Regions from separate parts of the Mus musculus genome. Here region 2 is linked to region 1. Evidence: chromatin loops called from intact Hi-C (ENCODE). Cell type or tissue: heart. All regions are shown on one strand.

The links. A loop is a pair of places that touch in the nucleus more often than their neighbours do. Peaks named below come from ENCODE experiments on the same cell type or tissue, not always from the same donor. Only the 100,000 strongest peaks of a DNase experiment are listed, where the experiment ranks them.
Region 2: it touches region 1 in a loop (2.7-fold over the local background); 3 of 42 quality-filtered maps call a loop at or near these places.

Annotation. Positions count from the first base shown.
Region 1 is chr14:47,186,133-47,191,132 of GRCm38, reverse strand. Gch1 (GTP cyclohydrolase 1) reads left to right here and starts at 1,720. Exons shown (of 6, transcript NM_008102.4): 1 at 1,720-2,181. The coding sequence starts at 1,866. In heart, a CTCF peak has its summit at 2,104; DNase peaks (open chromatin) are centred at 1,692, 2,262, 2,922 and 3,242; H3K4me3 peaks cover 1,865 bases; H3K27ac peaks cover 1,235 bases.
Region 2 is chr14:47,001,866-47,006,865 of GRCm38, reverse strand. All of the region lies in intron 2 of Samd4 (sterile alpha motif domain containing 4), which reads right to left. Gm52121 (a long non-coding RNA gene) reads left to right here. Exons shown (of 3, transcript XR_003951145.1): 1 at 1-1,267; 2 at 4,109-4,331. Among named protein-coding and RNA genes, the nearest start is that of Gm52121, 3.8 kb to the left of the region's middle. In heart, a CTCF peak has its summit at 2,496 (motif pointing right); no DNase peak of the experiment used is centred here.

The DNA of each region.
Region 1 (5,000 bases):
GATTAAAGGCGTGTGCCCAGTTTAAGTATTTGTTTTAATAAACAAATTCTTTTTAAAATTATGTATGTGTCTGTGCGTGGGGTTGTGCATGTGATTTCAAGTGCCCGCAGAAGTCAGGGGGATTGGATCTCTTGGAGCTGGTTGTGAGCTGCCTGAGGAAGGTGCTGGGAGCTGGGAAGAGAAGCAAGTGCTCTTAACTGCCGAGCCATTACTCTAGCACCCCTCTTGTCAGTGGTTGGTTTGCCAAGGACCAGTTCTTGGCAGAGTACACACTGTCCGGCTAGAGGGTGTAGCTAGCTGCCCTAGTCCTCTTGCTGATCACCAAATTCAGGGTAATGAAAGAAAACAAGCTTCCCCTAGTCATTGTGAAAGATAAGGTCAGAGCAGGTTAAAACAGCAGAGCAGCGATCTGGCAGCTCACAAATATTATTATCTCCCTAGGCATAGGGGACTCCGGTGAGTGCCATGCACCATAACTCATGCCTTGAGAGAGGCCAGAGGGTTTTCTAGAGTGGCAGGTGTGTGTGTTGTATACATTTTAAACGACTGAACAATTTTCAAGTCACAACTTCTCCAGTCTTTAAAGCAGGAGAGAGGCAGGGCTCATGCTTTTAATCCCACCGTTTGGAAGTGTGAGGCAGGCAGATCATTTGAATTAAAGGCCTTCCTGGTGGTCGACATAGAGAACTCCAGGCCAGACAGAGCTGCACTGTGAGACTTGGTCTCAAAAAGTAAAACAAAGCACAACAAAAGAATGACACCCAGCACTTGGGAGGCAGAGGCAGGTGGATTTCTGAGTTCGAGGCCAACCTGGTCTACAAAGTGAGCTCCAGGACAGCCAGGGCTATACAGAGAAACCCTGTCTCGAAAAAACAAAAAAAAAAAACAAAAAAAAAAAAAACAAAAAAAAGAATGACTCCAGTAGAAGTATAAACAAGGATGGGGGTGAGGGTGTGTGGGACAACGACTCGTGAGCCCTCACCCTAGACAAAGAGCCACAGGTGACCGAGGAATGCTTAGACTGAGGTAATCTTCCCTAGGACAGAGAACACCAATACCAGATTAGCCCCGAAAATGTATACACACAAGAGACATTAACCAGACTGAGCAAGTTGTATTTATATATTTAGAAACACACATACATACATACATAAGAACTGTTAAAAAAAGAGACTGAATGTAAAAGAGAACAAGGTGTGGGGGGGGGCGGGGTGAAGGTATTTGGGAAGGTTTGGAAGGAAGAAAGGGAAAACAGACAGGAAATTATTGTAATCTCGGAAAAAAAAAAGCTAAAAAGAAAAAAAATATTTAAAAAAGAGCACAAGGTTGCTTATCACCAGAATATTTGCTCCACCCTGCCTGCCCCAGCAAGGTCACCTGTTAGTTAGCTCATCTTTCTCAGGGCAACTAGACCACAGCATTTTTGCGAACACGCCCCCTTTTCCGGTGGAAAGTGAGGGAGAATCGGTGTTTCTATCTCGGAGGTTCCAGCTCCCCGGATTCTTGGCTTTTTGTAGACTCAGTTCTTCCTTTTATAAGTCGAGGGGGTCTAACCAGAAGCTTGTCTTGTGTAACTGCGGGGGTTTAGGGGCCACCCAGGAGGGCGGGGCTCAGGGGCGGGGAGAGATCCATGACGCAAGAGGCTCCGGCCAATGAAAATATCTCGCGGCGCCGGCCGAGTCGCCCTGCCATAAAAAGAGAGGCGCGGCGGGGCTCCCCAGCCGGCGACTGCCCTAGACTCCGAGAGTGTCCCTAGGTGCTGAGCCCCAGTCCGGGTGACGGCCACAGGTTACGGCCGCCGGCTAAGCTGAGCCGCAGCGCTTGTTAGCACCCTAGGGTGTCTCGGGAGCGGTCGCGCCGGGTCCATGGAGAAGCCGCGGGGAGTCAGGTGCACCAATGGGTTCTCCGAGCGGGAGCTGCCGCGGCCCGGGGCCAGCCCGCCTGCCGAGAAGTCCCGGCCGCCCGAGGCCAAGGGCGCACAGCCGGCCGACGCCTGGAAGGCAGGGCGGCACCGCAGCGAGGAGGAAAACCAGGTGAACCTCCCCAAACTGGCGGCCGCTTACTCGTCCATTCTGCTCTCGCTGGGCGAGGACCCCCAGCGGCAGGGGCTGCTCAAGACGCCCTGGAGGGCGGCCACCGCCATGCAGTACTTCACCAAGGGATACCAGGAGACCATCTCAGGTCCGTGCGTGCGCCGGGGTGTGCTGGGCGCCAGGAGGCGGCTTCAGGAAGCGTGGGCAGCTCCGGGAACTTTCCCGAGTTGCTTCACTTTTGGCGCAGGGAGCCAAGTTGTCAGGTCCCGGTCCCAGCTGTGGCCCCAGAGCCTCCACCTGGCGGAGGCGAGGGTCCCTCCTGGCTGGCACTCAGGGCTCTGGGGAGGGTGAATGCATAGCCACTACACTGAACTCCGGGGCGGGAAGGGATGTGAGACCCTCTTACCCCAGCGCTCAGAACGCGATTAGGCACGTGCAGCATCCACCGTTCCCCCCCCCCCCCGCAAGGATCCCGTGGACACTTGTTGATGGGACGCGTCTTGCTTTTGGGTGAAGCCAGGTTTCCGTTACACCCCGTGAGCCAAGTAAAGTTAGGTACTTGTAATGGGGTAGGGAACTTCAGAGAACTGGAATTTGCATCCAACTACTCTAGCTTAGGACTTTACACCAAAATTTGGCACAATTCTGGATTCGGACTTCCTAGCAGTTTGAGGTGTGGACTTTTCTTGAGCTAGCATTATTGCTGAAAGTCTTTAATGTTTGCTCCCTCAAAGAATAAAGGGACACTCCACCCCACCCCCGCGCTGATACTCTGATGGTTGAAGTTCACTGGACCTGGGATTCCGTGCTTTTGCCCTCCTAGCCACCCACCTCCACCCCCGCCGCCTAAAATCCACAGTCTGAGCCTGCTGGCATCAAGTCTTTCCCAGCCAGTGACGAGGCAGTTGCTGTGGGTACAGAGGCAGGGTGAAGAGGAAGTGGAAAGCAGGGCCTTGCTGCCTATTTGGTTAAGCAGTGTTGGCCTTTATAAAAAAGAAGCTCTGGTTCCTTTGGCTGAGTTCAAAGGCCTCATTTCCAGTTTACATCTGGGCATCTCTGTGACGTGTGTCTTTGCCTCCACCATTACACACGGAAAAAACAAAAAACCAAAAACAAACCACACTGCTTTGAAAGGTAGTAATCCTGTCTGTTCCTGAAGGCATTGAGAGCATGGGGACCCGTCCTAGAAAGAACAATTATTTCTGCCAAACCTTCCTCGACCTCAAAGGAAGGGTGGGAGATCAGAGCCTGAGAAGGGTGGGGCCCCAAAGGAAACGAAACTACTTCCTAATAATTCGAGGAAGTGGGCCCAGATCTAGTTCTGAGTCTGAGTTTCACCATTTTACACTTATTTGATGATGAAAGTTTGGATCTCAAAAGCAGAGTTTGAAAATGCAAAAACTGAAGAACAAATAGTCACTGAGATTTTTTTTCTGAGAGTTCAATATCTGGGAGTGTTAGTGTGTTTGACTGTCCAGGGTGTAACCAGGAGGAGTGTCTTGACAGAGCCTTGTTCACTCTGCCTCTTTTAGACGTAAAAGGTGGTCCTCACTGGCATCCTTCAGCTGAGCCCCTCCCTCCTGCCCATCTCATTACTCCCAGGGAGAGGAGCTTCTAGCCTGCTTTGAGAATGATTGTCACAGGCTTACTCAGGAGCTGAGATTCAGCTAAAGGAGTCTAAGGACTCCAAAGCAGCCCCCACTCCAATTTATTCATAGGAAGTCCATTGACCTAGAGACAGGATTTGTCTGTCAGCTGAGAAGACAGGGCTAGTGAGTGACAGCTTAATGGCTATGGAGTTTCCTTTTCTAGTGATAGAAATTAGACAGAGGTGCTAGTTACATAGCATCGTGATTACTGCTGAACTGTATGCTTTACAAACGGTTAAGATGAAGAATTTTATAGATATTCTACCACAATAAAAGTCATTGATTATTTGAACATTTTTTTGATTGCCATCAATTGAGTGTGTGTGTGTGTATGTGTATGTTTCCGAGACAGGGTTTCTCTGTGTATCCCTGGCTGTCCTGGAACTCACTTTGTAGACCAGGCTGGCCTCGAACTCAGAAATCTGCCTGCCTCTGCCTCCCGAGTGCTGGGACTAAAGGCTTGTGCCACCACACCTGGCTTTTTTTTTTTTTTTAAATATAGTTTTTGCTGGCATGGAGCCAGATATATAGGTAAACCAGACTAGTCTAGAACTAGGAGATCTGCCTGCCTCTGCCTCTGGAATGAAGAGTTTAAAGGTGTGAGCTACTCTGTGGCTGCCTCAATGGAATGGCCTTGGGTAACCCTGAACTTTGACATGAAGTGTCATTCTTTTATCCACATGAGGAAGCTAAGTGGGACGTTACACATGGTGGGAAGCAGGTAGTCTAGCCGCTGGTTGGTAGACACTTCCTTATGTTGCAATAGAGCAAGATGAATCAGTGCATTTTTCTACCAGGCATGTGGACAGAGAGAGGTGTGGACTGAGTAAGATCAACTTGTCACATGTAATAAAGTATAGTAAAGATTAAATGTTTAATAACCTAATTTTTGTATAACTTGTATTTATTTTTATTTCATATGCATTTGTATTTTGCCTCCATGTATGTCTGTATGTGGGATTGGATCTCTTGGAATTGCAGTTGTGAGCTGCCACATAGGTGCTGGGAATTGAACCCAGATCTTCTGGAAGAACACCCAGTGCTCTTAACCACTGAACCATCTCTCCCCTAAATGTTTAGTTTTAAATATGTTTTTATTAGTTTAAGAATTCTATTCATACCTGAGTGGTGAGAGCAGCAGCACACCTTTTATCCCACCAGAGGCTTGCAGATCTGAGTTCGAGGCCAGCCTGGTCTAGGGAGTGAGTTCCAAGGACTGCCAGGGCTACACAGAAACAACAAAGAATTCCATTCATATATACAATGTATTTAGATCAGATTTCCGCCTCACCCCTCCTAATTTTCTTTTATCCTTCTG
Region 2 (5,000 bases), 180 kb after region 1:
ATATGCAGGGAAACTACCACATCTATGTTTACAGCCCAGATCTCTCTGTTAGTCTCTAGACATGGATTCCATTGTACCCTCATCTCCATTTACAGGGAGGGTCTCAACACTTTATGTCCAAAGATATTATGTCCCTCCCTCTTTATCGCTCCAGATCTGTCATCATGAACTTAATCCGTTAGTGTATTCAGAATATATTCAGAATCTGAACACACTTAGGCACCCTGCTCCATCATCAGTGAAAGTCTAGGAATCACAACCAGCATTTTGCAAGAATGATCTTTTAAGACTAGTTGATGGCTCTCCCGATTAAAGATTGGAGTGCTACCCATCTGCTGTGGTTTGGGGATGGTGTGAGGATGGCCCAAAGGCTCACACACTGGAAGACTGGGTCCCATGTGTACAGAGGTGGTGTGACTTCTAAGAGGTAGGGCTTCGTGAGAAGCTAATTAGATGATAGTTCACTGTCCACAGAAGGACCTGAGTGGACCTTTGAGAGGTACCATGACAGTGACCTGTAAAAAGAGCCAGCCTCATCCCCTGACTCTCTCTGGCTTTTTTTGTCTTATCAAAGCTTCTCTTTTGTATAGACTCTTCCCATTGTGATGCCATTCACCACGAGGTTCTCACCAGAGGCTCACACAACTGGGCTGGACTAGGTCTGGTCTTAGCCTTTCAGCCTCCAAATCTATGAGCTAAATAAGCTTCCTTTCCTTGTAGGCACCCAAGACTCTGATATTCTGCAAGGCTGGTAGGAAATGGAGCAGCACACGGTGTCCTCGTGAGGAAAAGCCAGCGTCCTCCTGGGTCTATAATTCAGTCCCACTCTGCTATTGTCTGTCTCTCTCTTGCTTTGCTCCAGCCCAGGTCCCTGTAACATGTCAGGGGCGCACCTCCTTTGGAACCTTGGTACTTTGGTACCTTGGAACCTTGGTGTTTTCCCTTCCTAGAGGGCTTTCCCCTGAGCCACTGTGTTGCTCCTGTCAGCTCATTGTTGTGCAGATATCATTTTTCTAAGGAAACCTCTCTCATACGAAGTTGCTCACCTCACCCTTTCACCCTGCCCTCGCTCATCCCTGATACTGTTTCACTTTCTCACAGAGCTTAGCCCCGCGTGGCCTGCTGGATGTCTGACAGAAGACAAAACAGTTCAATTTCCAGGTCTTTCCTGAACTGCCTTCATAACATTCTCTTTAGGGTGGACAATTCTGCTGCAGAACAAAGGCATCCTTGGGTACTCTCCCTGGTTGCCACAACACCAATTAAGGTAATCTTCACCAAAAAAAAAAAAAAGATTTGAGAGGGAGAGATAGTAGAGTTAAATGTATTTTAATGCAACTCTTTTGCAAACATCTGTTGAAGAGTGAAAGAAAAGCAATCCCAATGGCATTGTGTCAAGACGGTTTATGTTCGCATGGTGACAGTTTTAATAAAATGTCCTAGGAACAGGGATCCTAAAACTTATGGAAATTGGAGATAGAAACACCATTCCCTTGCTCTTGACAACCACATGACACAATCTTACAGATGCCACTCACGTAGCTGCTAGGGTTGGAAGCCTTTCTGGAGAAAGCACGCTGGGTAAAGGCATGAGTTTCTGCTCTTGCCAATCTTCACCCCTACCCCCACCTGAGCCCAACCCCCTCCACCATGACGGGATGCTCAGAGTCTTTAAAATAACGAATCAGCAATCCTTGGGCTGACTTGATGAAAGACAACAAAAGCTCTTGCTTTGTGATACTGCACGAGCACTGGACACTGTCCCATGGGAAGGCCAAAAATGAGAATTCCGACAGAATGCTCTCTTCAGTGTTCACTGCAGTGTAAGGAGGCCTTAGACAATGCCAAGGCCTAAGTGCTTGGTACTTCCCAGAGAAGAGAGCTGCGGGGAGTATCTTGGAGAACTTAGCAGTTCACAAGAAAGCTTTGATAGCTCCTGCTTGATCACTGGGGCCAACATGGACAGCAGCTAATTCACACACTAGGAACCAACCCTGGCAAGTGTGAGGAGAATTACAGCCAACAGCTCCACCCTGCACCAGAGAGATGTTCTCTAAAATGAGCCCAGATTGTACCTCCACGGGGTCTCACACTTCCTAAACTAAATGGAGTTTCTTAACAGGCAAACGTTTTCATCTGAAGATCTATGAATCTAATGTATTAGTGTGAATGTGTGAGTTTATGCTGTGGGGTGTAGCTGTGTAAATACTGTCATCAAGAAAGAGCACACTGATATTCCCAAAGCATGCATAGCGAAGGTGCTGACGGTGAGGTTTATATGTTATGCATTTCGGCATAAAATCTGAAGCATTACACATCTAAGTCACCTATGGAGAAGAAATGAATGATTTTTTTATTGAGGTAAGCTATTTGAATCTCTGTTGCAGATTAACTATGCATTGCCTTATGAAAGAAAGTCTGGATTAACCAAGAACAGAGTTGGGTGAGCCTGGAAGGCATCTATTTGTGCTGTACCAGCACAGCCCTGTAGAGGGAGTTAGAGGTGCACCTCCCTTCCTGGTCCACTCCCAAGCTATTACCCTGGGAATTTATGCAGAGGCAAGCAGTAAAAGCAGGTTTGCATCACCTGCTACGAGTGCTGCAGGCTCACTCAGGTTAGTAGGTTTGGTGATGAGGCCAGGTTTCACCTTTTTTTTTTTTAATTTTATTTTTTAACGAGAAGGGGAACTACCTCTAAACGCTGAAGTCTTGAGGTCAGAGAGCAGCAAGGACAGCAGGGAAGGTGACGGTAAAGAATGGAATGACTGTGGCCGTGTCCCCCACCCCCTTTGGGGCCCAGAACTAAGCAGGGCTATAGATCAATGGCTAGAGCAGAGCTAGTTGGACTGACCAGGTAGGGACCTTTTGCTTTAGTTAACTTGGTGAGAAACTGCAGAACACAACTGAGGCCATGCATAGGCAGAGTGTGACTCATGCTTCCTGAAGTCAAGGATGCTGTCTAGAATTCTATAAGAAAGGACAAGACCTAAGGGGGAAGGAAAGCCACAGGGAACTAGGAAGGACAGAGGGTGAAGAAAAGGCCCAGGGCAGCAGGGTCCAGACATGAGTGAGCTTTCAATAGCCCAGGTCCAGCAGACCCACATGCTGTGTATGCTCTGAGCTGCCCCAGCTCACTGCTGAGAGGGGAGACCTGGGTGGGGGGGCTTCTTCCAGGACAGAAGTCTATTGGTGGTCATGGGGGAAGGCAGGTGCACTTCTATGTCCAGGGGCTTTAGAAATTCGCCGACTGGCCCTCATCTTTACCTCCAGGTCTTGGGGACAAAGTCCTGTGAGGAGAAAGACAATGCAAAGCTCTATCCTCACTGGTCCTGAGCTGAGGAGGACAGCAGCAGTGTCACTTTGTTTTAATGGCTCTTACACAGCCACCTTTAGACAAGGATGTACCTGTTAGTCTATCTATCTACTACTTATCTTTAGTCTCCGTCAAGGTATTCGGCCTGGCACTAGGACCTGCCCTTTTCAATAAAATTGGTAGAGAGGCTGGTGAAGGTGCTTGAAACCATCGAAATGTCTTTAATGGGAATGATTTGGGGGGGGGGAGCAGACTAGGAGTAGAGAGGCACTCGGAGAAGGACTCCATCTTTGCAACCAAAGGCATTGCTGTAAAAAGCAGTGACTTTCTGATGTAGAAGATCCCCAGCCAGCATCCAACACACTCCTTGGCAAGAAGCAGAACCCACTGGAATCTGGGTTTATTGTCAGTGTTCTAGTGGAGATGGCCACCAGCCGCTAAAATCCTATAAAAGAGACCTCTGTTTTTGACATTAGATACTCTCTGTTGGAAATGTGCCTCATATATATCCAGATTCTCCCCGTCCTCTCTTCTGCTCCTTCCGTCATCTGTGGCATCAGCTGAAGAGTCTGCCTTCCACCCCCAATCTCATTTTTTCAGTTTAGCCCTCATGCCTTTGAGCCCCATCACTGACATGGCAACATCATTCTCTCTAGTCATAGCCCTGCCTCACGAGCAGTCCGCTACTCCCTTCCCTAAGCTGACCATACAGTCTTGGTTAACGGCATGGGTTGAGAGATACGCATAACATGTTCTGTGACAGCTGACTGACAAGAGTCTATTCTTTCTCCTCAGATACCCCTCCCCCTCAGACAGTAAAGCTCAGGGTCAACAGAAGAAACCAAGCTGGAGCTTCAATGACAAATGGGGACCAGAAGAAGACAGAACCAGCCTTTCCCTGCAAACGTGCTCCCAGCAGCTCGATACCAGCTCCCCCTAAGTCAGAGAGACACGCAACAGATCGCTGTACCACGGACCATGGATCAGTACTGCCCCCGTTCCTCATACAGAAACACAGGTGAGGTTGAGTCACCAGGGGGACGGCATTCAGGACCCTAGTTTTAAGTGCCCAAGCTGTGCTCTAGGGACACCCTCTGGAGGCATCCATTTCCAAGAGCTACTTGGTGGGAGGTGGGGTGGGACAGAGGAAGATGGTTCACAAAGCACAGCACAGTATCATCTGGGCTCGAATCCCCACTGAGCTGTATGCGCTTGGGAGAAGGACTGGCCCAAAAGGTCTAAGAGCTGCTTCAGGGCAGGAGGCCCTGTGTCTGGGAACTCATGAGCCTGTGTTTGACCAGCTTTCCAGATGACTGAGATGTGGGCTTAATTATGTTTGAGAACCACTGACAGGAGGGACCAAGAGAATTGAGAATCTTAGTCTCCATGTTCTCACATTATAATCCCCAGGGGAAGCTAGTATGAAGCCAGGCGAGAAAGGGTGAATTAGGAAGAATTGCTTCAAGAGTGGCGTGGACCTTTCTCTCTCTCTCTCTCTCTCTCTCTCTCTCTCTCTCTCTCTCTCTCTCTCTCTCTCTCTCTCGTGGAGTTTAAAACAATAAACAAGCCATCGAAATGTCACAATATTTCTAAGGCAGGGCCGGCCTCCCTGGTTTTCTATTCATCACCATCTGTCCAGAGAAGAGAGGTACAAAGTCCTTTTAAGGATGGATGGAAGAGGGATGAG